Linked DNA regions of Homo sapiens: region 1 is linked to region 2. A link is an interaction called in ENCODE POLR2A ChIA-PET data of the cell type or tissue named here. Cell type or tissue: PC-9. All regions are shown on one strand. Links, peaks and the distances in the headings refer to the core of each region. The heading gives the core; the rest is flanking DNA.

The links. ChIA-PET counts read pairs that join two places held together with the same protein. Peaks named below come from ENCODE experiments on the same cell type or tissue, not always from the same donor. Only the 100,000 strongest peaks of a DNase experiment are listed, where the experiment ranks them.
Region 1: POLR2A ChIA-PET joins it to region 2 with 15 read pairs; 7 of 35 experiments call an interaction of 5 or more read pairs at or near these places.

The regions. Positions count from the first base shown.
Region 1 is chr7:23,335,014-23,352,254 of GRCh38, reverse strand. IGF2BP3 (insulin like growth factor 2 mRNA binding protein 3) reads left to right here. Exons shown (of 15, transcript NM_006547.3): 6 at 669-950; 7 at 4,521-4,655; 8 at 6,193-6,315; 9 at 8,402-8,537; 10 at 10,066-10,191. Among named protein-coding and RNA genes, the nearest start is that of MALSU1, 44 kb to the right of the region's middle. RefSeq lists a silencer at 16,291-16,585. In PC-9, for the core only: no CTCF peak of the experiment used is centred there; a DNase peak (open chromatin) is centred at 7,964; H3K4me3 peaks cover 1,099 bases; H3K27ac peaks cover 1,381 bases.
Region 2 is chr7:23,493,642-23,508,279 of GRCh38, reverse strand. It overlaps TRA2A (transformer 2 alpha homolog), which reads left to right. Exons shown (of 8, transcript NM_013293.5): 5 at 745-860; 6 at 2,014-2,142; 7 at 2,467-2,534; 8 at 2,711-3,500. The coding sequence ends at 2,721. Among named protein-coding and RNA genes, the nearest start is that of IGF2BP3, 30 kb to the right of the region's middle. In PC-9, for the core only: no CTCF peak of the experiment used is centred there; no DNase peak of the experiment used is centred there.

The DNA of each region.
Region 1 (17,241 bases), core at 4,722-12,721, 150 kb after region 2:
AAATAGTGTGGTAGAATGGGCACACTCTTTTTTTTGGTTTATCACCACCCCTGCCTCTTTGCTCCAAATCAGATCGTAAACCACAAAGTCAGGGACTGGCTCATAATAGGTACTGAGTGTGATTGGTAGAATTTAATACTCAGAATAGTCTCTTGTAAATGGTTTAGAGATATTTGTCCACTGGTTCTTAAAATGGTTTTAAATACTTCATATTTTAGAGGCTGAAGTGAAGGAAGTATATATTTCTGATGTCTCTTCCACTGTGGTTTGGAAACATTAGCCAAGGCAAGAAGCCCACTTGCTTCTCTCTTGCTGCTTAGCTATTCCTAAACCGTTAGTAACCTTATGGGTTAAACTTAACCAAGAGTTTGACAAAATGTTTTTTGTTTTTCTATTTTTCATTAGGAGATGGCACATAGGTTCCCTTTGGAAACTTGTGGTCTTTTTCCCCACTGTGCCTGTCTCAAAGGAAAATGTGTGTGGGTGGTGGTGGTGCGGGGTGGGAGAGGGGAGGATTATGTGTGTTGCGGGTTTGCTGCTTGTGCTGGGGCTTCACTCAGAAGTTTAGAGCTAGTAATGCTGAGTAGAAGAGATGGGTGTTGCTTTGCTAAAAGATGTGTCATATAGCCTGATTCCTTTTCCCACCCCTGCCCCTTTTCAACTTTCAGAGCACTAGACAAACTGAATGGATTTCAGTTAGAGAATTTCACCTTGAAAGTAGCCTATATCCCTGATGAAATGGCCGCCCAGCAAAACCCCTTGCAGCAGCCCCGAGGTCGCCGGGGGCTTGGGCAGAGGGGCTCCTCAAGGCAGGGGTCTCCAGGATCCGTATCCAAGCAGAAACCATGTGATTTGCCTCTGCGCCTGCTGGTTCCCACCCAATTTGTTGGAGCCATCATAGGAAAAGAAGGTGCCACCATTCGGAACATCACCAAACAGACCCAGTCTAAGTGAGTATGCTGAGTGTGTGGTGGGTGTTCATGAGAATTCCCCTTGGAATCTTAGTAACAGTGTGTCGTTCTGGTACTTGGTGCCCTTCTGAACACAGCCATGAGGACTCCTTGTACAGTACTTGGGAATGTGTAAAAATCTTGCAGTATCTTGGTGTTCATTTCATATAAATCTGGAGCTAATCCTCATTCTCAAAGGGAACGTCAGATTTTCACACATGAATGGAAAACAAATGATACCTAATCCTCTTCTGGTTGGGGAAGCTCTGGAAGACAGAAAGGCAGCTTCCAGGTTGTCCTCTGTCCCACCCCTTACCCCCCACCTGCCCTCATTGTTTTTGGAAGTAATTTTCTGGGTCCAATCCATTTTATTTGTGGCCTCAATACAGAGGTGGTTTTTCAGTCTTGCCTTACTCGAATAAAGAATCGCTCATCTTATTTGTCCGAATTTTTCCTCTGATTAAGCCATGTAATTAGAATGGCTTTTTCTTCTGGATATTTTTTGATGGTTTTAATTGGTGGGATTTAAGGGATTGGAATATTCCCATTCAAATGTTGGAGCTAATTATCAGGAGCAGAAAGCGGGAACTATTTGTTTTATTCACTACTGTAGCCCCAGGGCCAAGGCCAGGGCCCTGCTACATAGAAGGATCTTTTATTTGTCAAATGACTAAAATGACTGTATGTGAATTATGTTTGAAGCCTTTCATGTGTATCTAAGATACTTCTCAGTTCTCATGCATTATATGTTGTTTTGCTTTAGAAACCATACTGTTGTACAGTATGTGGATATTTTTTGACCCAAAGAAGCTTGGTGACAAACTCTTCCCCCCATACCTAGCTCCGTAACGTGCTACGAGGCACATCCTGTTACTACTGTATTTCCTGAAGAACCTGTGAGTGTGCTGGGAAGAAGAGGTTGTATCCAAAAATACCATTGTGCAAGCCTTGAGCCAGCTACAGAAGTGGCAAGATTATTTTTCCTTTTAAATTTAGAAAGGAGAATTCTTTTTTTTCAGTGTGATCCAACGAAATAAGCTTAATCTTTCTCTAAAAGTTAGAACTGCACTGCTGTGTATACTTTATGTGTTTGTTCCAGCAGGCCTAAGAGGACATGCATGTTCATCATAGGCACCATGCCTGCATTGGACTAGCTGACCCATTTCTCATGTAGAACCAAAAAGAACTGTACTGAGTGGTGGTCCATACCCACCTGCTCCCTGCAGTGGCATCTGATCCTGCCTTCCCCTGCTTTGAAGCAGGAGATGTTGGGTGCTGGTTACCTGAATGCAAAATTAATCGCCCTGACCTCATCATGTAGGAGTGGGAAAGACAACTGGACCATAACCTAGTCAGTCGGCCTGGCTTTAATCTTAAAATTTAAGGGCTTCTTGCTTCCCTTGATCCACCGTTACCTGCAGAAATTCATTATATGGCTTCCCTTCCTTCTCATGTAGCAGATTAGAATTGTTCCTTTTCGAGCTACTCATTTCCCTGTCAGATGAAAGAGCTGTGACTTAAATTGAACTGTTTGTTTTACTTAAGGCAGGAAGATGGGGATAGGGGAAGGGAAGCAATTTTTGTTATATCCGATGATTCATTTGCAGAGCTCTGCCAGTGGATTTAATTAACTCTTGACATTGAAATTAGTCATTATCAGAACCTCGTTTCTGGAATGGTCTCAGAGGGCCATTCTAATCTCCAAAGCCACATTCCTTTCTCTCAGGGGATCGGAGCTTAGTAATCCTTAGCACAGTGAAAGGGTGAAAATAAACTGCAAAGAGGGATGCTAATGTGTTGCTGGAAGACAGGCATCCCTGAAAGTGACTGGGGATTGAAACAGCAGCCGGGAAGATGACTCCTAAGATTGGGACTGTTATCTAAGACACTATTTTTTTATTAGTTATTTTTAGGTAGCCCTTAATTTGTTTCATGCCCTTATTTTTAGTTTTATCTTTTACTCTTGAGGTAAATCTTCAGATTTCAACCAAACATTTAGGAAAATGAAAGCCAAATCTTGATTTTATTGGCATGATCAAGTGGTCACTCTCATGGCCATGAGTTATTTAGCCCTTTAAGTGTTTGAATGGCCAAAGGAACTCAACAAATACTTAATTTTCCCAAAAACACATATTTTTGAGTAGCTAATTTTCTTTCTTGTACTTATTAAAAAATGGCAGGCTTATTTTATATTTAATTCAAAACATATAAATATGTAAATTAAAAAGTTACCATTCGTCTCACCTGGGTAGCTGTTGGTAAGTTGGGGATGTATCTCTATAGGATTTGTTGCCTGTATCTACTAACATGTGTGACTTTAAAAAAGAAATCATGTCATGATGTGAATTGCATTATTTCACTTAAGGACTTTTTACTGTGTTGGTACTTGTAATTTTACCACATTTTCAAAAACATCTGTATGATATGAATATACTGTTATTTAACCATCTCTTCCCGCAATTAGATAATTCTAATTTTCTATCTGTTAGAAACGGAACTTTCCCATGCCAGTGGTTCTCAACTACAAATGATCATCTCTCTGCCCCAACCCCCGTAGACATTTGGCAATGTCTGGAGACATTTTTAGCTGTTAGAGTTGAGAGAGAGGCATGCTACTAGCATCTAGTAGGTACAGGCCAGGGAAGTTAGTAAATTTCCTACAATGCACAAGACACCCCATCCACAACAAAGAATCTGGCCCAAAAAGTCAGTAGTGCCAAGGGTAAGAAACATCACTCTTGACCCATGTATGAGACTATATCTGTAGATGTTACCAGGAGTAGATGTTACAAGAAATACAGTTCTTGAGTCACAAGGTGCTCAGCATTTTGCTGACCAGTTTGCTCCTACCAAAAGTGTTGAGTGTGCCTTGTTACCCATCATCTTGCCCATATTTAATTTTTTCTATCTCAATTTTTGCAAGTCTAGAAGAAAATGACATTCTTTTAGCTGGCAGACATATAATTACTAGTGAAATTAAACATCATTTTGAGTTTATTGGCCACTTGCTTTTCTTGAAGTAGAATTGCCATCTGTCCAGGTTCCATTCCTATCACTGTTCGTTGCAGACTTTCCTCTATCAAGGAGGCAAAATGTGGGAAGAACCTTGCAAAGGGGAAGCAGATTGGTGAAATCTGCTCATCCAATGAATGAAGAATGATATACTGTGCAGAATAAGCAGTTCAACTTGGCTTATGGGATTCCAACTCCTCTCTTGGCATGCCCTCCAGTTCCTATTTGTTTTAGAGCAGATTGAATCCAGGCTCTTTGTCATGAGACATTTGTTCTGTGGCATCTGAAAGGAAGCTGTAAGCACAAACAGCTTGGGTAGAATGAAAAGATGTCCCCGCTTGGTTGGATTGAGGAAAGAGAAAGGGGAATGTTCCTAGAATTAAAATTTGCCTCTTAAGGCATTAATGTTGACAGCTTATTGAAAGTTTATGCTCTTGAGGGAAGTGAGTCATCTGCTTTGCCCTGAAGCCCTATGACTTTGCATTTGGTAATTACAGACTCCACTGTGAATACACGCTTACTGCTCTCGTTTTCCTCTCTGCTTGCGCCCACTATCAGAATCGATGTCCACCGTAAAGAAAATGCGGGGGCTGCTGAGAAGTCGATTACTATCCTCTCTACTCCTGAAGGCACCTCTGCGGCTTGTAAGTCTATTCTGGAGATTATGCATAAGGAAGCTCAAGATATAAAATTGTGAGTAAAGAAGATTGTCCTGTGAAAGAGGTTGATATTTGTGCTCTTGTATTTTTGACATCTCTGACACAATTCTTGGGAATTGCCAACAAACAGAGGGAAATGATATCCTGATGAGCTACAGTGGTTGGCACTGTTGATCTGGTTGTGAAGTGTATGTCTTTTAATATTTAAATATTTTCATTCACATTTGAACATAGGCGAGTGGTGATAACGGGGAAGAGAAATGCAGCTATAGAAGAAGGCAACTTGGGGAACCTAGGACCAGGAGGTATCCTGGATTAACCCAAAACAGGAGCCCCAAATCTTGACTCATCCTTTACTCGGAGCTCATTGGAGCTCTGTTCTTGTCCACTGCCTGGCCCCACCTTGGAGCAGCAGGGAGTGTGGAGGTGGGGAAGTGCCTAAGTCTCTTCTAAGGCAAACTGGAGATTTATCTGGGTAATGCAGGCGGGAACTCTATTTCTTCCACAGGAACTTTGAGTGAAGGTTGGGTTCTGTGCCACGTTTAGCGTACAGAACAGCGCTGCACTGAAAGTAGAATCGAGAGTAAGGCACTGGAGTTAGTGTGGGGACCTCATTACCAACCTTAATTTGTAGAGAACTTTAAATATGTTTTAGTAATATTATATGTGGGTGCCATATCATAAGAATGTAATTATTAAAGTAAAAATTTTAAAGAAGAATTATTTTAGTATAGAGAAAAATAGGCCTGGTGTGGCGACTCATGCCTGTAATCCCAGCACTTTGGGAGGCCGAGGCGGGTGGATCATGAGGTCAAGAGATCAAGACCATCCTGGCCAACATGGTGAAACCCCGTCTCTACTGAAAATACAAGAATTAGATGAGCGTGGTGGCATGTGCCTGTAGTCCCAGCCACTTGGGAGGCTGAGGCAGGAGAATGGCTTGAACCCGGGAGGCGGAGGTTGCAGTGAGCCGAGATCGCGCCACTGCACGCCTGCCTGGCGCCAGAGGGAGACTCTGTCTCAAAAAAAAAAAAAGAAAGAAAAAGGAAAAGCCCACCATCTATTAACCACAATGACATTTTAAACAGTTTTATATATATATGACTGGGAAATTCAGAAAGCTACAAAATGAAAAGTGAAAGCTCCCCTTCCTGTTCTTATGCCCTTCCCCCAAAGTGTAACCACTGTTGTTTCTTCTGTTTCCTTCTATAAATTATGCACATATCTCCAGGTGTATATTTGTACTGGATGGTACTGTTTTTTATTTGTACGTTGTGTTCTGGTAGTAGGGGTTTAGGAATATGGTTTTGAGTAAGAGACTCCATCACTGAAGATATTTCCTGAAGTGAATAAAATAAGAACTATTTTAGAAGTTAACTTCTGTATTTTTTCTCCCCTTCTATTCATGCATTGCTAGAATGCTGGCCAATTGTCAGCAAGTTTTAAGCTGTACCTAACACAGTGCTTCCCAGATGGTAGGTAGGAAGTAAATGTTTAATGAGTGAATATTGTCTTTTTACCCACGAATAGGTTTACTTATTCTAATTTTATGGCCACTTTTCTATTTACAGCACAGAAGAGATCCCCTTGAAGATTTTAGCTCATAATAACTTTGTTGGACGTCTTATTGGTAAAGAAGGAAGAAATCTTAAAAAAATTGAGCAAGACACAGACACTAAAATCACGATATCTCCGTGAGTGCTCCTTTGCTTTTGAATAAGAAAACTTTCCAACACTGTAAGCTGCATGTTGTGTATTGGGCTTAGCTTCCCACTTTACAGCTGCTTCAGCTAGCCTGTGCTGCCGTACTTACACATGGTTTCTCAAATACAGCTTGCTGCCTGTTAGGTTTCTGACCCGTATTGAAAGCATTATCTGCTTCTGGCAGGAGGAACCAAATGCTTTACATTCATGTTTTCTAAAGCAGTCTTAACTATGTTTTATGACATTTATTCCCAAAGTTGGAATATATAACCCAGTTTATTATCCATTGTCGTGTAACGCATTATCCCAACATTTGACAGCTTAACACAATGTGAACATTAATTGCTCAGCTAGTTTTTGTGGGTTAGGAATGCAGGAGCAGCTTAGCTGGGTGGTTCTGGCTTGGGGTCTCACAATGCTGCTGACAAGTTGATGCTGGCTGTTGGCAGAAGGCCTCAGTTCCTCCCACATGGGCTTCTCCACAGAGCTGCTTGAGTGTTCTCAAGACATGGCAGCTGTCAAGATGGAAACTGCAATGTCTTTTATGACATAGCCTCAGAAGTTATACTCTATCATTTTTCTAATGTTGTTTACACAAGTCAGCCCTATTTGGTATGTATGTGTGGGACTACAGATAACTGGGTGACAGGAATCACCTTGGAGGCAGGCTACCACACTTAGAATCTGTGGATGCTCTGAAATTACGTGGAAAGGTTTTTCTGAGGGTGGCCATTCTTAGTTTCACTCAGAGTACTCAAAAAGGTGGGAAAAGATTGATGAACTGAGGAAGAGTGGTAGGGGAAAGACTGCACGGTGTTTGTGTACAAGGAGTTTTCAAAGGAGGTAGTAAGGAAGCAGGAAACTTCTGTTTGGTTGTAAAGAAAGGGGGAAAAAAACCCCACAAAGTGGTAAATTCAATAAGTAATACTACTTTGTCTTAAATTTACCCCCAGAAAGGGGAGAGTTTTAAAAGAAAAAAATCTCAAAAGTTATTCTAGAAGCAGCTATTTTTAAAACTGTAATACAAAATGCTTGGCAGGGCCAGGTTGAGACTGAATTAGAATTATAGACTTCTTTTTAAAGTAGTCTAAGAGAAATAGTCTTCATTATACAAATGTTTACATTTTTAACAAGTTTGAGGAAAATGTTAAGGAATAACTTCCCATTCATCTGGCTCAAGGTTAGCCTGTGACATTATACTAGTAGTGAAAATGAGAACTTCAGGAAGATGAAGGAGATTTGTACCAATAATCCATATCCTCTCAATTTATGTACTTAGTTCTGTTTTCCATGGCACATGTCTCCCATTGCTTTTCCTCTCAAGGCTGTTGACCAGCATAGGCTTAGGTGTTTTCAGGTATGATATTCAGTGGCTTTTGAAGGTTCAGCAGGACCTAGGTCCCGCAGGGAGTTTCTGAATATTTCTGCCACTATCTAACGTTTTTGTTATCTAAATGGCATCGGTGAACCATTTTAAATTTTAGTCAAGATGGATTGATATTCCTCCAGCCTACTTCAATCTAAATTCTAAAGAAACTGGTAAAAACTAAGTTTAGACACAGGAATTCTGGCTTGTGTTTTTGGAATATTTCCATGCTTTCTCCTTGCTTGGTGACCCAGAAAATGCAATTGCACGAGAATGCCAATTATGCCTAGAATTGGTTAATACAGACTAGGAACATACTTATGAAAGGTTATGTACTTAGGGTATTTGGTTTCCTCAAAAACTATACATCTTTCCAGTCATTTTTTAATTCACTGTTCAATTGTGAAAATGGTTCAACTTTAAGCGGTTGAGAAGTAAGCTTTATTTAAAATATGGACTTGATTGAACTATATGTATCCAGTAATCGTTAGTTGAGAAAATGGGAGGGCAAATATTTTCTTCTCTCTTGCAGCTTTACAGTTTCGGATTTACGTCTTTTGGGGCTTACTCATTTCCCATCATGTTTTACCACCCACTTTTACATATTACCAGGCTCCACAGTTTGTTTTTAATTGCCGTCTGTGGCTGAATTATTAGCTGTCTTCCTCCAATTTTCATTCTTTTTCTTTCCCTTCTTTTTCATTCTGCAGATTGCAGGAATTGACGCTGTATAATCCAGAACGCACTATTACAGTTAAAGGCAATGTTGAGACATGTGCCAAAGCTGAGGAGGAGATCATGAAGAAAATCAGGGAGTCTTATGAAAATGATATTGCTTCTATGAATGTTAGTTTTGTTATGAAGGGCATGTCTTTATTTTAACAAATAGTTAAAACAATGTTTTTAACTGCATTAATATTGAATTCTTTTGTGGCATTATCACTAGAAGTAGTTCTAGTTGATTTTTAGCACCTCAGCAAGTACCCTGGGATAGTAGGGAAGATACTGGCTTTGACATTAAGCTTTGCTGTCTCTGTGACTTTAGCAAATTATTCAGTCTTTGAGCCTTAGCTTCCTTCTGTCTGAAGTAAGGCTAGTGTCTACCTACAAAGGTTAATATAGTACCTCTCTTACAATGTTAATTTGAGAGAGTTTAATATAGAAGAAATGTTACATGAACTGGATTTGAATCACAGCTGAACCATTTATGAGCTGCAGCTCTCTTCTCTTATATGATTTACTCAGTCTCTCTGAGGCTCAGTTTACTCATCTGTAAAATGGGACTACTGCCTACCTTGCATTCTTATTAGGATTACAATAGATATAATGCATATAAAAGTTAATGTTAAGATTACAGGTTTAAAACTTGGTTAGCCATATAAACCTTGGAGATACAAGAATTTCAATTGATAAAACAATCTGTGTAGTGCATCTGAGGCTATTAAAGCAAATTGCTGACATTCCTTAATCAGTGAAATGGTGCTGAAAATGGAATACTTCAAAAGCCTGTCTTAAATTTTAAAGTAAATGACTTTAAAAAATAATTTTTTTTCAATTGGGCCAGTCATCTGAAACACAAAACCTGAGACGAGGGAAATGTGCAAATACTGCGTTTGTGAGAAGAGCCTAGAATGCTAGCCATTTTACACCCCACGTGACTTCTTGCCAACCTGCTTCAATTCTCACTGCTTGGCTCCAAATGTTCTGGAATCAACTGGGATTAAATCTAACCCCCTTAGGCCTTTTAAAAAGATTTTCAAGTACACTCAAATCTCCCTTCCACCGTCTACATTACGTCCTCAACCCTTATAAAATTAAACAAATTAAAATACCCTTTCTGGCTCCTATTTCCATTCCAGTGATATGTTTACTTGCAGTAGTTACATGGGGATGGGTCCTGATTTCCAGAGGGCTCAACTTTGAGGCCTCTAGACCCATGGTTGCTAAGTTTTACCCAGCAAGTAAAGATCTCTTAATAGCTGGTTTGCTTTTCAATGAACCAATCTTACTTGATTACCTCTTCAACTCTGATACATTGCTTTTTGTCTATATTTAGTTTGCCCACAGCATGCAGAATACGGTTTTGTCTAAGTCCTGTGGGCTAGTCATAAGGGAAAGGAAAGCTTCCCTTGAGATATCTTAATGCAGCTGTGGACCAAGGAGGGGGCAAACCAGCACACAGATTTTAAAATACCAAGGGATATAAACAGATGTAAACGATGTACTCAAGTAGAGTCCCATGGAACATCTGCTTTGAGTTATACAATCATTTCTTTATTAGACAAGAGATCAGTTTGAATACTGTCACTTAAAAATGCTCACTTTCCCTTGATTCTTTTAATTGTCAAATTAAGGGGCCTTTTTACTGTTGCAGCTTCAAGCACATTTAATTCCTGGATTAAATCTGAACGCCTTGGGTCTGTTCCCACCCACTTCAGGGATGCCACCTCCCACCTCAGGGCCCCCTTCAGCCATGACTCCTCCCTACCCGCAGTTTGAGGTAAGATAACTGGCCTTGGCTTTCTTTGTGATTGGGCAAAATCTTAATGTAAACCTAGTCCCCGCGTGATCATCTGTTTAGATGCCAACATATGCTCTCCAGTTCTTGCTAATGGAGCCTTCTTATTTGGCCCTTTGTGGAGTAGACATGGGATTATTTTGCAGTTTTTGGATAGCGGGGTTGTCAACATGTGTTTTCAAATATCACAACAAAAGTTTGGGACTTTGAGGTGGCAGGGGAAGAAACTTAGTAATTGTTTTTCTTATTTAAAAAAATTTTTTTTCTTTTTTCTTTTTTCTTTTTTTTTTATTCTAAGTTCTCGGATACATGTGCAGAATGTGCAGGTTTGTTACATAGGTATACATGTGCCATGGTGGTTATTTAAAAGTTTTTGGAGACACAGTCCCACTCTTTCGCCCAGGCTGGAATGCAGTGGCACAATCTTGACTCACTGCAACCTTCACCTCCCGGGTTCAAATGATTCTCATGCCTCAGCCTCCTGAGTAACTGGGATTACAGGTGTGTGCCACACCACACCCGGCTACTTTTTTTGTATTTTTAGTAGAGACAGGGTTTCGCCATGTTGTTCAGGCTGATCTCAAACTCCTGGCCTCCAGTGGTCTGCCTGCCTCGGCCTCTCAAAGTGCTGGGGTTATAGGCGTGAGCTATTACCTGGCCAGTAATTATTAAATACTAAAGGAAAAGATTTTTTAAAGGCTTCTTTCATCTTTGTCACCTGAAGTCAATGGCTTTGAAAGGTCAGGAGTGACTCTGTGTGTTTTCCATGTTGAGTGTACTTTTTTAAACCAAAGAGATAAGATAGTTTTGTGCACAATTATATTGTGTGTGTGCGTGCATACATTAAGCAGATGTTTATTTTGTAAAGAGGTAGGTTATATAAGAAATAAATCTTAGGCCAAGTGCCATGGCTCACACCTGTAATCCCAGCACTTTGGGAGGCCGAGGCGGGAGGATCACCCGAGGTCAGGAGTTCAAGACCAGCCTGGCCAACATGGTGAAACCCCATCTCTACTAAAAATACAAAAAATTAGCCGGAGTGGTGGCAGGTGCCTGTAATCCCAGCTACTTGGGAGGCTGAGGCAGGAGAATCGCTTGAACCCAGGAGGCAGAGGTGGTAGTGAGCTGAGATTGCGCCATTGCACTCCAGCCTGGGCGACAGAGCGAAACTCTGTCTGGGAAAAAAAAAAAAAAAAGAAAAAGAAAAAGAAAGAAATATTTTATACTTGCTTTTTAAGAATAGCAGTTTCCTTGAGGTCAGAAATAGGAGACTAGTGATGGTATGAAAATAATCGCAGCACAGCAGACACCTGATGGAATAAATTATTTTGAAAGTAGTTAATAATTCAGTTGCATTATCGATAATCGGAGGTATTCATGTGACATTCTAGGATCTTCCTTCATGAATTTGTTTTGACATCTCTCCCTTTTTGTTTGGCTCACTTACTTAATATTAATATTTTGAGTGATACCTCTTACACCAATTTGGGGAAATGTCCAGGTGGAATAGGTTGGTGATTCCACTGTATTACTACCTAGAATAAATATGTAGAGTAAAATGACATTGAAATTGTACAGAAAATACAGATGGCTCAGATTGTCCCCCTTTTATCCTTTTAAAAATGAAAATTTCCTTTTCCTGTCCTTGAACCCACCAAACTGATTGGGGTTCTAAGCAGTTGCCCTCCTGCCGTGTGTGTTTCTGCCTTTACTGTCAGCAGCATCTTGTCTCCCCTGCAATTCACCTGCCGTTTCTAGTATGTTTTGGCCTGGAAATCATGTAACAGAATGATAGCCATCAAAATTTCAGCTACAAGTGAAGTGTGCATAGATTCATTACGTGCCCCCTGAAGTGGCTGGCATGTTTTTACTTTGATGCTAAAGGGGACTGGTAGAAAGAACCCTGGAGTCAGAGCCCAGGTCTGGCCCACTGCCTCTGACACAATTTTGTGTCACTGAAGGTCAGACTCCTTGGCTCTGGATTTGTTTTCTCACCTGTATAATAAAAAAAACCTGAACTATAAGAATTGTGTCTAAAGCCTTTAAGGTCACACATTTCTAGTTTCTACAGAATTAAATAATATGAAAGGTTTAAGGAGGAATAGGGGAGAATGAGCCTAAAATAGGAATCTGAGAGTACATCTAGGGACTTAACTTTGAACATGTCCACTAGTTTATGTGTGTGTCATAGGATTGGTTTAGGGCAGGTGTGTCCCCAACACTTCTGTATAAAATGACACTTACTAAAAGGTACAATGAGCTGATCATGTGACGTAACTCTGTGCTAGGAAAGCTCGCATCTAACCCACATTTCTGCTGGTTCCCCTAAATTAGCTTTCTCTCTGGGTGGGTTGCTTAACCTCTCTGTTTCATTCCCAGTTTGTAAACTGAGGTGTCCCTTTAACTCTTTTTTTCTCTCTATACTGGTGACATGTTCCAATCAACAAAGCTTTTCACATTACAAGTGATCACAGAATAGAACATTCTTGGACATCAGTCTTTTACACTTACATGGATGCTTCAGTAGCCAAAATTCCTAGAGTGAACTTGTAGGTAACTATTTTTAAAATATGTAGATAAGACTGCATATTCTCTGGATTTAGTCATTTTTCTGACTTATGGTATAGTTCTGTGTATCAGGTTCCTATGTTAGAAAAATTAAGAATGCTTTGAGAGAAGTGAGATCATATTAAGAACTTATATTTCTCCAGCACTTCTACAGTCTTAAATGTCTGAATGACTTAAATCAGTGGCAGTTTTGTTTTAAGAATGGGAGGAGGAGGTCGGTGATGTTTACTTAAATAAAAGTTGAGCCAAGAGTAAATGTAAGGAAGATGTCACTGGAATAGGTCATCTTGCTTCTCCTGTCATTTAAGCTAAATCAAATAGGTGCAATTAGAAGGAGCAAATGAGAACAGAAGTTGCAGAAGCTGCCAACAGTAAAAACACTGCCACAGGGCAAGAGCTGCAAAGATGTAACAGTCTGGTGGTTTCAAGGACAGGCAAAGGAAATTCGCATTCTTAAAGGAATACAACAACATGGACAGTCTTAACAATCTGTGTTCTTTGCAGAATTCCAGTGGATATTTTATTCTACATGTGTTCCAGGCAGTGATACAATGGAGTTCTCAACTTTATAACTGAATATTTTCCTAAATCATTTATCCAAATCATATATTTCCCTAAATCATATATTACTGTTTTTATTTCTTATTTTACATTGATTGACAATCTGTAAAGTTCAGCATTAATTATTCCCTGCCTTAAGGGGAAAAAAATGTTTTTCCCATACTTAAATTATAATTATCCCAGACAATTTGAATGAAAATCCCTGGGGGTAGGGGTGAGGCAAAGGTATCAATTTTGAAAGCTCCCGAGATGACTCCAATGTGTAGCCAAGGCTAACAACAACTGTTTGATTAGTTAAGAACTTGTGTCCCACTTAAATAAATAAAAATCTCAGTGGGAGCAGGTGGAAGCTCAAAAATGTGTAGTTTCATAAAGGTCATCAGGAGTTTTATGCTACCCGTTTATTGTCAGGAACTGTTCTTTTCAAGAGATGGGGACTCACTATGTTGCCCAGGCTGGAATTGAACTCCTGGGTGCAAGTGATCCTCCCACCTCTGACTCCCAAGTAGCTGGGACTACAGGCACACACCATCACGCCCAGCTAAGAACTTCTGTTCTACAAAGAATGTTTACTAGTCTTTGGAGGGGCGCTTCAATGTTGAAAAGAACAGTTTCTATCAGTACCAATTGCAAGGGAGAAAAAGTTCAGGATAAGCACAAATACATACTAGTTGTGTATATCCCTTTTTCTACCTTGTTCTATGCTTTGAAGAGTGAAAAAAAACTCACCTCTTTCTCTCTGGACCACCTGCCATCCCAACTCGTAGGAAATATCATGCCAAAAACCTCTGTGGGATGTTGCCGTTATGTCTGTTTTTACCCTTCTAACTCTATTTTGGCATACTACATGTATCAGGATTAGGTTTGGGTATGTATTGTTACTAGAAAAAAAAATGGCTTAAATTCGTTTTCCTTTTTCATGAGAAGAGTTCAAGGGTAGACAATCCAAGGCTGGAAGTGGTTCCACCATATCCTTCAGGACTGGTGCTTCTATCTGCCTTGTGTGCCATTCCCTGGCCCAGGATAACTGCTCAAGCTCCAACTATTGGGTCTGTTTCCAGCCAACAAGAAGGATAAAGGATTGCTGGATGTGGTGACAGACACCTGTAGTCCCAGCTACTGGGGAGGCGGAGGTGGGAGGATTGCTTGAGCCCAGGAATTTCAGTCCAGCCTGGGCAATGTGGTGAGACCTCATTTCAAACTGAAAAAAGGATAAAGGATCAAAATTGGCAGCATCCTTATTTAAGGACACTGCCTGAGGATAGCTTTTCATACTTCTGTTTGCCTCATGTTGGCCAGAACATACCACTGGCTGTGTCTAGCTGCAAGAGAAGCTGGGAGACAATCCCTGTGTGAGGGCAGCAATGTGCCCATTAAACACAGGATCTGTTACTAAAGGAAAATACATGTTGGGGACAGCTATTTGTCTGCTTCACTGGATTTGGCACTATTGCCTGTTAAAGGAGCCTCCCAGAGCCTGGAAGAGAGGAAGCAAGCTTTTAAGTTCTCTCAAAAAGCAGAATCTAAATTCTGGAGGAGAAAATTCCATATTCCAGATTCCCATTCCTGTGGTTATTTTCATCTAAATAAAGAGAAAACACCATTATTCAGAAAATCATATTGTCCCTGGATACAATTAGAGTAAATTCTACTTTCAAACAGCTGCTAGGCAATTTTCTGGCTTAATGTTCAGGGGAACAATTCTTTAACAAGTGTTGTTTGAGTATATAACTTCAAGTTGCAGGGGGTGGGGGGTGGTTGCAAGTACTCAGTTGGAATAGCTTTGCCTTCACTATTTTTAGACTTTGTTCTTTTTCTAAACCGAAATCACTAATACTTAACTATTTTGTGTACCTAGTGGTCACCACTTTTTGAAATACAAATAAACTATTGTTTTTAAAGGCAGTAAATTTCCCAAAGCTTTACCAGTTTCTTTGCTTATCATTGCTTCTTTTTTTTTTTTCTTTTGGAGACAGAGTCTTGCCCTGTCACCCAGGGTGGAGTGTGGTGGCGCAATCTCGGTTCACTGCAAACTCCGCATCCTGGGTTCAAGTGATTCTCATACCTCAGCCTCCCGAGTAGCTGGGATTACAAGTGCGCAGCACCATGCCTGGTTAATTTTTGTATTTTTATTAGAGACAGGGTTTTACCATGTTTGCCAGGCTGGTCTCGAATTCCTGACCTCAAGTGATCCACCCATCTCGGCCTCCCAAAGTGCTGGGATTACAGACGTGAGCCACTGCAGCCGGCCTATTCTTTAGCAAGAAAAATGAAGCCAAAAAGAAGCAATGATAACAACCAGGCGTTGCGATGAGCCGAGGAGGTGGAGGTTGCAATGAGCCGAGATCGTGCCACTGCACTCCCGCCTGGGTGACTAAGCAAGACTCTGTCTCAAAAAAAAAGAAGAGAAAAAAAGAACATACTGTTTTATGTTTGTGAGGGTCTATGATGTTATTTAAAAAAAAAAAAAAATGGTTTAGAAAGTTAAAGATGGACGGGCATTTTGCTCTCAGCACTTTTAAACTGTTCCTGAACTGCATTCTGGTATCTATACTTGCTGATGAGAAGCTTGCTGTTCCTTTGAAGCTATCACAGATTACGTACTAAGATCGTGTTTATCCTTGATGTCTTGTAGGTTAACAGTGAACTTCTGCTTTTATTTTAAATGTATATTGCCTGTCAAGAAGTAGGTTTTGATGGCTAAATGTTTCAAATAATTTTTTTTTTTTAATATATACTACTTCCTTTTTCTTTTAGAATTGTTGCATTTCTCTACTCATGTTTTCTCATTCCTGCTTTGTAGCATGAAAGTAGAAATGATGCATCTCTTCTTTGGATAAATCCCTTGCCTCTATTCCATTCTAGAACTTTGCCTACTAGTTCCCCCACAATATTCTCTTCTTCCCAGAACTTGCCAGGTTGAGTCTCCCCAGAGCCAAAGAGTTGGTTCTTCCAACAGACAAAAAGTCTCTAGTTCCTGCCTAGCAGCTGGCTCGTACAGTACTTAACTGGCAAACTTCGAGTTTATAAATGACAGGAAACGCGCCTTTCAGAAATGCTCAAACAGTAGGGAAGAAGGAATTGGCAGCTAGTGAAGCAGAGCAAGAGCTGGAATTGGCATAGTGCGTGTCGCCTTAGCTGGATGGTCTTGGCAGCATACAGTTGGATTGGCAGAAGTAATCCCAAGGGCTGCTGGCTTCAGTTTTGATAGCCTCTTTGGAGTCTTCTCAGAAGTCTCCAAAATGATAGTGTAATCTTAAAATGGCTAGCTTTCTGCTTATGAAAGAGGCAAGAGAGATTAGCACTTTTTTAGGCTTAAGGTACTCTTTAAGAAACAAAGGGCCAGGCGCGGTGGTTTATGCCTGTAATCCCAGCACTTTGGGAGGCCAAGGTAAGAGGATTGCTTGAGATCAGGCTGGGCAACATAGGGAGAACTCTGTCTCTACAAAAAAAAAAAAACTTTTTTAGATTAGCCGGGGGTGGTGGCCTTTGCCTATCCCAGCTACTTGGAAGGCTAAAGTAGGAAGATCACCTGAGCCCAGGGAGGTCAAGGCTGCAGTGATCCGTGATTGAGCCACTGCACTCCAGCCTGGGTGACAGAGTGAGACCTTGTCCAAAAAAAAAAAAATTATGAGTTGGAAGGAATTTTTTAAATCAGATGAGTGTTTCAGGGAGTCTCTTAGTCTTCCTCCTTAAGATTTCTCACAGTGGGTGCAACTCTTTTGTTGGTAAACAATTTCTAAGTAAGTAACTCACTGTGCACATTTATTATCTCTGAGAAGCCTTGGTTATCTAGTTATGGTGAAAAACTTTCTTTGCCTTTTTTTTTTTTTTTTTTTTTTTAATGTTAAAGACTTCAATATTTTGTTCAGGTCATGGAGTTGAGTAAACTTAGTTTCAGTT
Region 2 (14,638 bases), core at 6,045-14,044:
TTTTAATGACCTTTAGTTTATGGGACACTCTTACGGAGAAATATTTGTGGATACATAAAAATTGTGTAGTTTTTATTAGTTTATTATACTTTTATTAGTTCAGTCTCAATAAAAGGTTGAAAGGCATTACGATAAATTTGTTCTTGTCTGTTTATATCATTTCTTCTTGGCTGCTCACTGAGTCTTAATCAGTGTACTAGACTGCAAACTAAAGAATAAGATTGGGGGCAGGTTATAAAAAGAACATGTATAAAGCTTAGCAAACCCTTTTTAATGTTCTGAAGTCAGTCTTTGTAAGTGAAATCGCTGGAGACTAGAAAGTATGAAATGGCAGTCTACCTGGGCAACCTACAAAAAATTTAGCTTGAAAAGACTTCAGTCTCCGCTCCCCTGTTGATCTCATGGAGTGGGGAATGGGAATTGAACCAGAACTGGAAAATTATTTAGGAAAGTTTGTTAACTACTCTTTGTTGATCTCATGGAGTGGGGAATGGGAATTGAACCAGAACTGGAAAATTATTTGGGAAAGTTTATTAACTACTCTTTCTGCTGAGTAAATTTAAATGTGTTCTGGACATTGTTGAGGTCTAGAATTGTCTATACAATGCCCTGTACAAGCTACATTGCTGTCATTTTCAAAATCAGGAGTTTATTTGGATTACATATACTTTGTGCTTAATTTTAAGTAATGATTACTTCAAGACTGGTGAATTATACGTGACTTTTTGTGCCTGTTCTTTATAGGCTATGGAAAGGGCAAATGGAATGGAGCTGGATGGTAGAAGAATTCGGGTGGATTATTCTATAACCAAGAGAGCGCACACACCAACACCAGGCATCTACATGGGCAGACCAACTCAGTAAGAGTTCAAGTTTCCTAAGCTAAACTATGAAATCCACCAGAAATATGTGCAAAATTTTGATTACTCAGAAACTTTTTTCCTATAATTAGAATTGATTCTGGCAAGGGGCAACATGGCAAAACCCTGCTTCTACTAAAAAAAAATAAAAAATCAGCCAGGTGTGGTGGCACATGCCTGTAATCCCAGCTGCTCGGGAGCTGAGGCACAGGAATCACTTGAACTTGGGAGGCAGAGGTTGCAGTGAGCCTGGGCAACAGAGTGAGACTCTTTCTCAAAAAAGAAAAAAAACATAAGTAGGGGTTTTGATAATGTTTTTAAATATACAACCCTCCTGGCTGGCTCACGATGTTCATTTGCCGGGCGCAGTGGCTTACACCTGTAATCCCAGCACTTTGGGAGGCCGAGGCGGGTGGATCACGAGATCACGAGATCGGGACCACGGTGAAACCCCGTCTCTACTAAAAATACAAAAAATTGGCTGGGCATGGTGGCAGGCACCTGTAGTCCCAGCTACTCAGGAGGCTGAGGCAGGAGAATGGCATGAACCCCGGAGGCAGGGCTTGCAGTGAGCCGAGATCGCACCACTGCACTCCAGCCTGGGCGACAGAGCAAGACTCCGTCTCAAAAAATAAAAATAAAATATACAACCAAAGGCAGTATTCACAGAGGTATTTCTTGGGAATAAAAGAAGGAATATAGTCATTCCTTGGTATTCTCTTTGGTGTCCAGAGTTACTTAAAAATTCTTGGTGTTTATTGCCTTTTAGTCACAGGGATACACCTTTTATTCATTTATTTATTTATTTACCAGTCTCATTTAGCAGTAGGAATGCATCTTAGCATTTTTATACTGCTGCTCAACACAGTGCTTCATCGTTTCAATTTGTTGAAAAGATTTTAATTTGGGCAGTGCATTAGTAGAAAAGCAGTTAATAGTTTTGAGAGTTTTGTGAAGCCCTTCTTGATTATGTATGTAGGGAATAAGGCAAACCAGAATACCATGGGAGTCAGTAAAATGAGATACGGAGGCAATTTCTCATGAAAGGGATGTTCTTCCTCACTTTTCTCTTTTTTAAGCCATTCAATTTGTATTAAAGTGTCCTGGAAAATAGTCATTCACACTAATGGAGAATTTTTACATTTTTCTGCAGTAGTGGTGGGGGTGGTGGAGGAGGCGGCGGCGGTGGAGGTGGAGGTGGTGGCAGACGTCGAGATTCTTACTATGATAGAGGATATGATCGTGGGTATGACAGATATGAAGACTATGATTACCGATACAGGTAATGTTTTAACTTGAGCTTTCTGTTCTAAATTAGATGATAGTAGTGTTACTTGGCACTTTTATGTTGGATACATATGAATAAAAACTTGATTTTTAAAATAGATCATATATGACGCCTTTGGGAGCAGAAGTTAGCAGTCTGTATATGTCAGTATTTTGTTGTGCTATATACTTTTCTGGTCTCATTGGCAGAAAGAGAACTTAATATTAAGTAGTTATCACCTTAGGTACATTATTATTTTGAATGATGAGGAATTTTTATTTTCATCTGCCTCAGTGGAGTGATTATATAGTATGCTAAGTAATCTTTCATTTCTTACAGAAGACGATCACCTTCTCCTTATTATAGTCGATATAGATCACGATCAAGATCTCGTTCCTACAGCCCAAGTATGTGAACTTTACTTTTGTAGCATAAAAAACCTCATTTCTAATTAATGGCTTACTTTAGAATATTAGAGTATAAGGTGGAAGGTGGCAGTTAATAGTTGGAAAAATATGAGGCAAATTAAACTATAATTGTTAACTTTTTTTTTTTTTTTTTTTTTTTGCTTTTTCTCTTTTAGGACGCTATTGATAACGGAATGGTTGCAATTAAGGACATTTTTTTTCCTCTTTTTTTTTTTTTTTTTTTTAATTCTGAGATTTCCCCAAGCTGTGGATTCTTCCTACTCCTTAAGAAAAAAACTTTGGTTTATTTAGCATCTACACTTTTGTCAGTTGTGTTGCTGTTTTCCACCCATTTTATTATACTCTTAAAAGATGTAATTGTTGTCATTTTGAACAGTTAAACATCTTGAGTATAAAAAGAACCCCAATGTTATGTTATGCTTTGTAAATTTTTTTTTTTGCTTTTACCTAGATAAACTTCTAGCTAATCAAATAAGGAAAGAAACTGTCTTTTTAAAGCTTCTTTTGTGTTAGATACTGTATTAGAGATCTGCATTTATCATGAGTTCCTTTTTTTTTTTAACTTTATTTTTGGGAAAGTAACACATGAAGTAGTTCAGTCATGTCAGGTTTGTCTGGGGTGGAATGGAACAGTCAGGTAGTTGAAAGTTTTTTTTTAGAGATGAAAAGCTTGTGAACTCCTGTAAAACATGCTGTATTTGAAATACATCTGTTAAAACTTAAAAACTAAAGTGTGATTTTTTTTGTTGTTGTTAAGTTTATTGAAGTTTATTCCCTTAATCAGTGAAGGACAACCCTTATTTATTACCTAGAGCAGTTGTATAATTCGCTGTTAGAAATTTTGGTATTGGGACAGTGGATAAGCAGGTTATCACATAGCATAGAATTCTTAAAAGATACATGTGGGGAAAAGTAGTCTCAAATAAAAGCTAATTTCTTTGAAAATGGGATTGTCTCTTTATTGTGGTACCATGGAGAAATATGATTGAGGAACTGGTCCTTCCTTTTCCCTCACATCCCCCCAGTGTGTATTTATATGAAAGTTTACCCATCCTGAGTTTTAACTTCCCAATATTTCTCATTTTTAAAAATATTTTTTCTTACACTAGAATGTTATTCCTTGTCTTTTCTTTGGTTCTTTTAAAACCCTTGTTTTTCTTCTCTTTTGGGGGAGACCGAATTGTAAATATTGAGAATATTCAGTACCAGCACCATGCTGAAGGAAAGATAGGTAGCTAATACCTTTTTTTTTTTGAGACGGAGTCTTGCTCTGTCACCCAGGCTGGAGTGCAGTGGCGCGATCTCGGCTCACTGCAAGCTCCGCCTCCCGGGTTCACGCCATTCTCCTGCCTCAGCTTCCCGAGTAGCTGGGACTACAGGCGCCCACCACCACGCCCGGCTAATTTTTTGTGTATTTAGTAGAGACGGGGTTTCACGGTGTTAGCCAGGATGGTCTCGATCTCCTGACCTTGTGATCCACATGCCTTGGCCTCCCAGAGTGCTGGGATTACAGACGTGAGCCACTGCACCCGGCCTACTTTTTTTTTTTTTTTTTTTTTTTGGAGACAGAGTCTCGCTCTGTTGCCCAGGCTGGAGTGCAGTGGCGTGATCTCAGTTCACTGCAAGCTCCACCTCTCTGGTTGACGCCATTCTCCTGCCTCAGCCTCCCAAGTAGCTGGGACTACAGGCACCCACCACCACGCCCGGGTAATTTTTTGTATTTTTAGTAGAGGGTTTTCACCATGTTAGCCAGGATGGTCTCGATCTCCTGACCTCGTGATATGCCCGCCTCAGCCTCCCAAATTGCTGGGATTACAGGCGTGAGCCACTGCGACCGGCCTATAGGTAGATAATATCTTAAGAAGTCTAAATATATTCCAGTAGGAAACACACTTAAATAACTGTAATGTAAAAGAAGAAGAGGGTGTTTCAAGTGACCTTTAAAAAAAGGTGTTGGGCAGCTGGGCGTAGTGGCTCTCACACCTGTAATCCCAGCACTTTGGGAGGCTGAGGCGGGCGGATCACGAGGTCAGGAGATTGAGACCATCCTGGCTAACACGGTGAAACCCCGTCTCTACTAAAAATACAAAATAATTAGCCAGGCATGGTGGTGGGTTCCAGTAGTCCCACCTACTCAGGAGGCTGAGGCAGGAGAATCACTTGAACCTGGGAGGCAGAGGTTGCAGAGAGCACCACTGTACTCCAGCCTGGGCAACAAAGCAAGACTCCATCTCAAAAAAAAAAAAAAAATTTACTGTTTGAAAGTCCTGTCCTTTTTAAGTATATTTTGTGACTAGGGAGCTGAGCTCAGTAGTGTGCACCTGTAGTCACAACTAGGGATGCTGAGACAGAAAGTTATTTTGAGCATAACTACTCAAAATAGAAATAAAAGCTTAGATATTTCTGGACCTCCACTTTTTCTGTTTACTATTAAGATCTAAATGTGGCCGGGCACTGTGGCTCACACCTGTAATCCCAGCACTCTGGGAGGCTGAGGTGAGTGGATCACCTGAGGTCAGGAGTTCAAGACCAGCCTTGCCAACATGGTGAAACCCCATCTCTAATAAAAATACAAAAAAAATTAGCTGGGCATGGTGGTGGACACCTTTAATTCCAGCTACTTGGGAGGCTGAGGCAGGAGAATCTCTTAAGCCTGGGAAGCATAGGTTGCAATGAGCTGAGATGATGCCATTGCACTCCAGCCTGGGCAACAAGAGCAAAACTCCATCTCAAAGATATAAGTGTTTTCAACTGGCGGGTAAGAAAAACTGCTGCTGTTGGTTCTCTAACTTCTTACAACGGTGGTTCCCACTTAATCTTATTTAGGTCCTGGAGCCCTAAAAAAAAAATCTGAAAAACCTGCAGTCTGTCTTCCCAGAAACACTTGTGTGAAACGTTCTGGTGTTTTTGTGTTGAGACAGGGTCTCACTCTGTCACCCAGGCTGGAGTGCAGTGGTGGGATCACAGCTCACTGCAGCCTCGACTGCCAGACTCAAGCAATTCTCCCACTTCAGCCTCTCAAGTAGCTGGGACTACAGGCGCACGCCTTCATGCCTGGCTAATTTTTGTACTTTTTTGTAGAGAAGAGGCTTTGCCATGTTGCCCTGGCTGGTCTCAAACTCCTGGGCTCAAACAAATTGACCTCCCTCAGCCTCGAAAAGTGTTGGGATTACAGGTGTGAGCCACCACGTCCAGCAGAGTATTTGGCTTTTAAATTATAATCTTGTGCATAGAATAAGATCTATAAGAATATACACCAGGGGCCGGGCTCACGCCTATAATCCCAGCACTTTGGGAGGCTGAGGCAGGTGGATCACGAGGTCAGAAGATCGAGACCATCCTGGCTAACATGGTGAAACCCCGTCTCTACTAAAAAATACAAAAAATTAGCTGGGCGTGGTGGCGGGTGCCTGTAGTCCCAGCTACTCGGGAGGCTGAGGCAGGAGAATGGCATGAACCCGGGAGGCGGAGCTTGCAGTGAGCCGAGATCACGCCACTGCACTCCAGCCTGGGTGACAGAGCAAGACTCAGTCTCAAGAAAAAAAAAAAAAAGAATATACACCAGCCTGGGCGTGGTGGCTCACGCCTGTAATCTCAGCACTTTTGGGAGGCCGAAGGCAGGTGGATCCACCTGAGGTCAGGATTTTGAGACCAGCCTGACCAACATGGTGAAACCCCATCCCTACTAAAAAAAAAAAAAAAAAAAAAAAAATTAGGCATGGTGGTGGGCACCTGTAATCCCAGCTACTCAGAAGGGTGAGGCAGGAGAATCACTTGAACCCAGGAGGCGGAGGTTGCGGTGAGCCAAGATGGCACCACTGCACTTCAGCCTGCACAACAGACGGGGACTCCGTCTCAAAAAAAAAAAGAATATACACCAATCTCCTCATAGTAGTTACCCTGTGGAGTGGTAATCTGTGGAGAGAGGAGGTAAGATGAACATTCATAAAACCAATAAAACAGTTTTATGCTGGGCACTATGTTGCCTATGCTGGAGTTCAGTGTCTACTCACATGATCATAGGACTCCTGCACTCAAGCAACCCTATTGCTTTGCCCTCAAGAGTAGATCTGTGTGCCACCAAGCCTGGCCCTTGCTTGTTTAGGCTGTCATTGCTTATCAATGTTAGAACTTTTTTTTTCTTTTTTGAGACGGAGTCTTGCGCTATGGGTTGCCCAGGCTGGAGTGCAGTGGCACGATCTTGGCTCACTGCGACTTTCATCTCCCGGGTTCAAGTGATTCTCCTGCCTCAGCCTCCCGTAGCTGGAATCACAGGCATGTGCCACCACACCCAGCTAATTTTTGTGTTTTTAGTAGAGATGGGGTTTCACCATGTTGGCCAGACTGGTCTCGAACTTCTGACCTCAGGTGATCCACCCACCTTGGCCCCCCAAAGTGCTGGGATTACAGGCATGAGCCACCGAGAACAGTTTGAATTGCACAGCAACTTGAACTATTACACACAAATACATATTGCTTTGCTGTGGCAATTAAAAGCCCAGCATTTTAATGTATTCCTATCCCTGATGTCACACTTAATGCTTTGGGTTTTTAGTATGAATTTTCTTTTTCCCTCCCAATTAAGTTAAAATTAAATGAATCAAATGGTCAAAACTAGTGCATATTTTTATTCTATGAAACAATTCAGATACTTATTGACATTAAAAGATCAGGGGAGGAGTCTTTGAGCATACTCTGGCTAGGGAAGCTGCTCAATAATTGGAAAAAAAAAAAAAGAAGTGTAACATCCATAGGAGTAATGAATATAGAAAACAAGGCTGGGCACAGTGGCTCATGCCTGTAATCCCAGCGCTTTGGGATGTCAAGGTTGGCAGATCACCTGAGGTCAGGAGTTCAAGACCAGCCTGGCCAACATGGCGAGACCCCGTCTCTACTAAAAATACAAAAATTAGCTGGTCATGGTTGGGGATGCCTGTGATCCCAACTACTCAGGAGGCTGAGGCAGGAGAATCACCTGAACTCAGGAGGCAGAGGTTGCAGTGAGCTGAGATCATGCCACTGCATTCTAGCCTGGGCAATAGAGCAAGACTCTATCTGAAATAAATAAATAAATGTGGGGGAGGCCTTTTTTTATTTTTTAAAAAAAGATGGGAGTTACCAGGCGCAGTGGCTCATGTCTGTAATCCCAGCACTTTGGGAGGCCGAGGCTGGTGGACCTGGGGTCAGGAGTTCGAGACCAACCTGACCAACAAGGTGAAATCCCGTCTCTACTAAAAATACAAAAATTAGCCAGGCATGGTGGCAGGCGCCTGTAGTCCCAGCTACTTGGGAGGCTGAGACAGGAGAATTGCTTGAACCCAGGAGGTGGAGGTTGCAGTGAGCCAAGATGGTGCCACTACACTCCAGCCTGGGTGATGGAGCCAGGCTCTGTCTCAAAAAAAAAAAAAAAGATGGAGTTATACAAAGGAAAATAAGCTTATATACTCAATTATTTACAACACAAAATTATTTTAAAATGACTATCCTATTCACCCGTCAGAGGTGAGAGAATGGATACATGGGTAATTGAGGTACTAGTTTTAGACTGTTACGGAGTATGGCTGCAATCATTAGGAAAAATTCAAAGTATATACAGAGAGAGGAAATGGGGAGTTAGTGTTTAATGGGTATAGTTTCAAGTATGTATATCAAAAAAAAAAATCCACATATATGTAGTTTGTTGCTACATAACTGTTCCTGGTGTACTCTGCAATTTGAAAGTTGTAAAATGATTAAGTAACCAATGAGGTAACTTCCTTGCTTTGTGACTGCTGCACAGAATGGTGCCTGGCATGGAGTAGATGTCCAGTAAATATTTGCATAGATGAATGAGGATAGAGGAGTAATTTAAAGAGCTAAAGTGTAAGGGCAGTGTGACAGAAGGGATCTAGGCTGAAAATAATCGTGACAACCCTAACAAAGGTTAAAAATCACTTTTAGTAATCTGTGTAATGAGGGAAGAAAAATGGCAGTTTAATTATCATTAAAGTGTTGGTGCTTAAGTTGCCTTAAAAATTCATTTATGGTGGGGTGCGGTGGCTCACGCCTGTAATCCCAACTCTTTGAGAGGCCAAGGCAGGCGGATCACGAGGTCAGGAAATCGAGACCATTCTGGCTAACACGATGAAACCCCGTCTCTACTAAAAATACAAAAAATTAGCCGGGTGTGGTAGCATGCGCCTGTGGTCCCAACTACTTGGGAGGCTGAGGCAGGAGAATGGCTTGAACCTGGGAGGCGGAAGTTGCAGTAAGCCGAGATCATGCCACTGCACTCCAGCCTAGGCAACACAGCAAGACTCTGTCTCCAAATAAAAAAAGAAAATTCATTGATATGGAACACTGGGATCCCTGATAATGTCAGATAAGTTAACCATTCTATTTGACATTCACAAGAATATCAAGTGCAAACATGTCACAATAGGCTGGGCGTGGTGGCTCACGCCTGTAATCCCAGCACTTTGGGAGGCCGAGGCAGGCAGATCGCCCGGGCTCTGGAGTTCAAGACCAGCCTGACCAACATGGAGAAACCCCGTCTCTACTAAAAATACAGAATTAGCTGGGCATGGTGGCTGATGCCTGTAATCCCAGCTACTCGGGAGGCTGAGGCAGGAGAATTGCTTGAACCCGGGAGGTGGAGGTTGCAGTGAGCTGAGATCACGCCATTGCACTCCAGCCTGGGTAACAAGAGTGAAACTCTGTCCCAAAAAAAAAAAAAAAAGAAAAAGAAAAAAAAAGTCACAATGGAAAATGTTCTTTTTTAAAAACTTAAAAGGGATATGGATTTATATTCTTTTTTTGAGATGGAGTCTCACTCTGTCGCCAGGCCCAGGCTGGAGTGCAGTGGCGCAATCTCAGCTCATTGCAACCTCTGCCTTCCGGGTTCAAGCGATTCTCCTGCCTCAGCCTTCCGAGTAGCTCGGGACTACAGGCGCGCGCTACCACTCCCAGCTACTTTTTTCGTATTTTTAGTAGAGATGGGGTTTCACCAATTGGCCAGGATGGTCTCGATCTCTTGACCTCGTGATCCACCCACCTCAGCTTCCCAAATTGCTGGGATTACAGATGTGAGCCACCATGCCCAGCTGGATTTATTTTCAAATACTAACAAAGCTATTGATACATTATTTTCACAAACTTCCAGCTGAAATGTAGCATTTCCTTCAACAATGAATGTAGGCAAAGTTTCAAACCTTTGTAAAGGCATACACATATATTTGTAATCAAACTTTTAATAAAACTTTTTTTGTTTTTGTTTTTTGTGTTTGTTTTTGTTTTTGGAGACGGAGTCTCACTCAGTCGCCCCGGCTGGAGTGCAGTGGCGTGATCTTGGCTCACTGCAAGCTCTGCCTTCCAGGTTCATGCCATTCTTCTGCCTCAGCCTCCCAAGTAGCTGGGACTACAGGCACCCGCCACCAAGCCCAGCTAATTTTTTTGTATTTTTAGTAGAGACGAGGTTTCACCGTGTTAGCCAGGGTGGTCTCGATCTCCTGACCTCGTGATCTGCCCGCCTCGGCCTCCCAAAGTGCTGGGATTACAGGCATGAGCCACCGTGCCTGGCCAAAATTTAACATTTTAAAGTACGATTTGTATGCTTTGGTTGTTCTTAAGGTAATTTAGAGTTTATACTATTTTTTAATAACAAATTACTAAATTTGTTATTAAAGTGCAAAGCTCAAATGAAGAAAATGAAAAACATTTGTTGTCTTTTATGTATGTATCCTGAATTCATATTACTGTATGGGAAAACCTAGTACTATAAATATTTCAATCCTTACCTTCAAATGTATATTATTGTGCACTTCACGGAGTTAGAGTGAGAATGCTATGTTCAGCAGGGTGTCTTAAGTTAAACATTCAGACTTAGAAAACCGTTAGTCCACATTTGGCATATTCACTTAGAAAAATACAGGATAGGATGCAGCAAGTAGGGCAGTGCCAGGCATTCCACAGGGATCCTTGTAGCAGTTCACGCAGCAATACAACTTAGGTCTGAGATGTGAGATCCACATCACGCAAGTGCACAAGACACCTGGTTTTAAAAGTTTTATGACCTGTTACCCACAGGCATAGCTTCTAAGCTTCCTGAGACATATGCCTCTTATGTCATTGCACTTAAGATGTAGGGTCTCCATTGGATACTTTAGTTTCTCCCAGTGAAGACGCAATTTACCAGTCAAATCATTTTTACCACAAGCAATGTTGTAACACAGTTGACATACTAGCCTTATCAGGGTGCCAGAGAAACAACTAGAAATTTAATGAAAGGCCAAATTCCCACACAGAAGGGGAAAGTTCTTATTAAACAGTTTATAGTAGTCCCTACAAGATTTGGGGCTGGGGGCGGGGAGTTCAATGAAATAGTACCAAAGGTCACATGGAAGAATGTACTTAGAAATGAATAAACAATCAGGAATAGAGTCCAGACTAGATCCAAGTACCTATGAAAACTTACATGGGCTGGGCGTGGTGGCTCATGCCTGTAATCCCAGCACTTTGGGAGGCTAACGCAAGAGGATCACGTGAGCCCAGGAGTTCAAGACTAGCCTGGACAACATACTGAGATCCCCATCTCTACAAAAAATAAAAAATTACCTGGGTTTGGTGGTGCATACCTGTAGTCTTAGCTACTTAGGAGGATGAGGTGTAAGTTGAGCCTGGGAGATCCAGGCTGCAGTGAGCCATGGTTGTGCCACTGTACTCCAGCCTAGCTGACAGAATGAGACCTTGTCTCAAAAAAGGAAAGAAAACATACATACTTAAATGATAAAGGTAGCATTTTATTTTTATGGGAAAATGACAGATCAGTAAAGAATGGTATATGGCTATTTGGAAGAAAATAGATTTAGACTCTTGCTTCATACAATATTACAACAATACAAATTATAGGTGGGTTAATATATAAATGTAAAAAAACTATATGTTATTTGGCAACCATGATAATAATAGTTGATAAGGCAAGACTCTGATTGGTACTAAAACTAGTACATAAAAATTTCAGGAATAGGCCAGGCGTGGTGGCTCACACCTGTAATCCCAGCACTTTGGGAGGCCAAGGCCAGTGGATCACCTGAGGTGAGGAGTTCAAGACCAGCCTAGCCAACATGGTGAAACCCCGTCTCTACTAAAAATAAAAAATTAGCCGGGTGTGGTGGCACACACCTATAGTCCCAGCTACTTGGGAGGCTGAGGCAGGAGAATCGCTTGAACCTGGGAGGCGGAGGTTGCAGTGAGCCAAGATCGTGCCACTGCACTACAACCTGGGCAAGAGTGAGACTCCGTCTCAAAAAAAAAAAAAAAAAAAAAAAAAGGAATAACAAGGAATTTATATAATCTGAAAATATATCTTCACAAGCTATTACAAATAAGAAAAAACTTTGGGCCAGGCGTGGTGGCTTACGCCTGTAATCCTAGCACTTTGGGAGGCTGAGGCAGGCAGATTGCCTGAGTTCAGGAGTTCGAAACCAGCCTGGGCAACACAATGAAACCCTGCCTCTACTAAAAATATTTTTAAAAATTAGCCAGGCATGGCAGCATGCCCCTGTAGTCCCAGCTACTCGGGAGGCTGAGGCAGGAGAATTGTTTGAACCTGGGAGATGGGTTGCAGTAAGCCAAGATCACGCCACTGCACTCCAGCCTGGGTGACAGAGCCAGACTCCATCTCCAAAACAAAAACAAAAACAAAAACCAAACAAAAAAACTTTGTAATTTTACACTGGAGAAACCTGGCATATCAAACCATGTGATTAAAGTTAATATCATCAGTAATGGGAATAATGGATATCATGTGCTTCCTGATGCACTAAAGACATTGGTGATATTTCACAAAAAATAAGTATAATCACTGCTATAATCAGAAAAAATCAGATACCCCCCAAAAGAGAAGCAGTCTAAAATAACTGACTTGGGAGCTTAAAAAATTTCAATATTATAAAAGTTAAAGACAGGAATATTGCAGATTAAAGGAGACTGAAAAGACATGATAACTAAATACAAGCCATGATCTGGGGTTTTTCTTTTTAAATTCTTTTTTTGAGACAGAGTCTCGCTCTGTTGCCCAGGCTGGAGTACAGTGGTGTAATCTCGGCTCACTGCAACGTCTGCCTTCCAGGTTCAAGTGATTCTCCCACCTCAGCCTCCTGAGTAGCTGGAATTACAGGCACATGCCACCACGTCCGGCTAATTTTTGTATTTTTAGTAGAGATGGGGTTTCACCATGTTGGCCAGGCTGGTCTCGAACTCCTGAACTTAGGTGATCCTTCAGCCTCAGCCTCCCAAAGTGCTGGGATTATAGGCGTGAGCCACCACACCCAGCCATTTTTAAAACTCTTTTTAAAACATGATTTGAAAGATAATTTCATTTTCAATCGTAGGGAATTATACAATCATTTGTTAGCCATTCTTCTATCCCCCTCCCATTTTTTTTTTGAGAAGAGTCTTGCTCTGTTGCCCAGGCTGGAGTGCAGTGGTGCAATCTTGGTTCACCGCAACCTCCGCCTCTTGGGTTCAAGCAATTCTCCTGCCTCAGCCTCCCGAGTAGCTGGGATTATAGGCACGCACCACCACGCCCAGCTAATTTTTGTATTTTTGTAGAGACAGGGTTTCATCATGTTGGCCAGGCTTGTCTTGAACTCCTGACCTCAGGTGATCCACCGGCCTCGGCCTCCCAAAATCCTGGGATTACAGGCGTGAGCCACTGTGCCTGGCTATCCCCCTCCCTTTTTTCTTTTTTTGAGACTGTGTCTTTCTCTGCCCAGGCTGGAGTACAGTGGTGGGATCTCTGCTCACTGCAGCCTCCACCTCTCAGGCTTAATTGATCCTCCTGCCTCAGTCTCCCAAGTAGCTGGGACTATAGACGTGTGCCACCATGCCCAGCTCATTTTCGTATATTTTTTGTAGAGTCAGGGTTTCGCCATGTTGCCCAGGCTGGTTTCAAACTCCTGGACTCAAGTGATGCATCTGCCTCGGCCTTCCAAAGTGCTGAGATCACAGGCATGAGCCCCCGGACCCAGCTATGCGTCTCTTTAAAATCAGATTTATTGAGGTTTAGTTAATACACATAAAATTGACTTTTTTTAAACAAAATCTTCCTTTGAACACAAAAAATCCACCACTTTGAGAGTAATATTGTAATGTTTTGATTAAATGTACACAGGGTTTACATCATTTTTTTCTGTAGCACAAGTCCAATAAAGGATACATTAATTTGTAATCTACTTTGACAGCTACAAAGCAGAAATCTTTCCATATAAGTTATTCTTAGAACTTCTTTAGTACCGAGTATATTTAAGTCAATTGTATGAATTGACTTTCAAGACAGACTGAATTGGTGTAAAAAAAAGAATGTTAAATTCTATTTTAAGTAAAAGTTAACTAAATTAAGCCCTCCGTAAACTAAGGCTTACTCTACTTTTATTTATTTACTGGGAGACAAGGTCTCGCGCTGTTGCCCAGGCTGGAATGCAGTGGTGTGATCATAACACTGCAGCCTCGGCCGAGCATGGTGGCTCACACCTGTAATGCAAACACTCTGGGAGGCCGAGGTGGGTGGATCACCTGAGGTCACGAGTTTGAGACCAGCCTGGCCAACATGGTGAAACCCTGTTTCTACTAAAAATAACAAAAGTTAGCCGGGCATGGTGGTGCACCTCTGTAATTCCAGCTACTCGGGAGGCTGAGGTGGGAGAATTGCTTGAACCCAGGAGTTGGATGCTGCAGTGAGCCGAGATGGTGCCATTGCACTCCAGCCTGGGTGACAGAGCAAGATCCTGTCTCAAAACAAAAACAAAACAAAACACTGCAGCCTCTAATTCCTGGGCTCAATCCATCCCCCTTCTTCAGCCTTCGGAGTTGCTGGGACTACAGGTGCTGCCACCACTCTCAGCTAATTGTTCAATTTTTTGTAGTGACAGGGTCTTTCTATGTCGCCCAGACTGGTCCTGGTTTCAAGCCATCCTCCCGTTTTGGCCTCCCAAAGTGTTAGGATTATAGGTGTGAGCCACTGCACCCAGCCTACTGTACTTTTAGATGACAGATGTGTGTCATGAGAAAACAAAGTGCTAACCAAATTTTTATTTTTATTTATT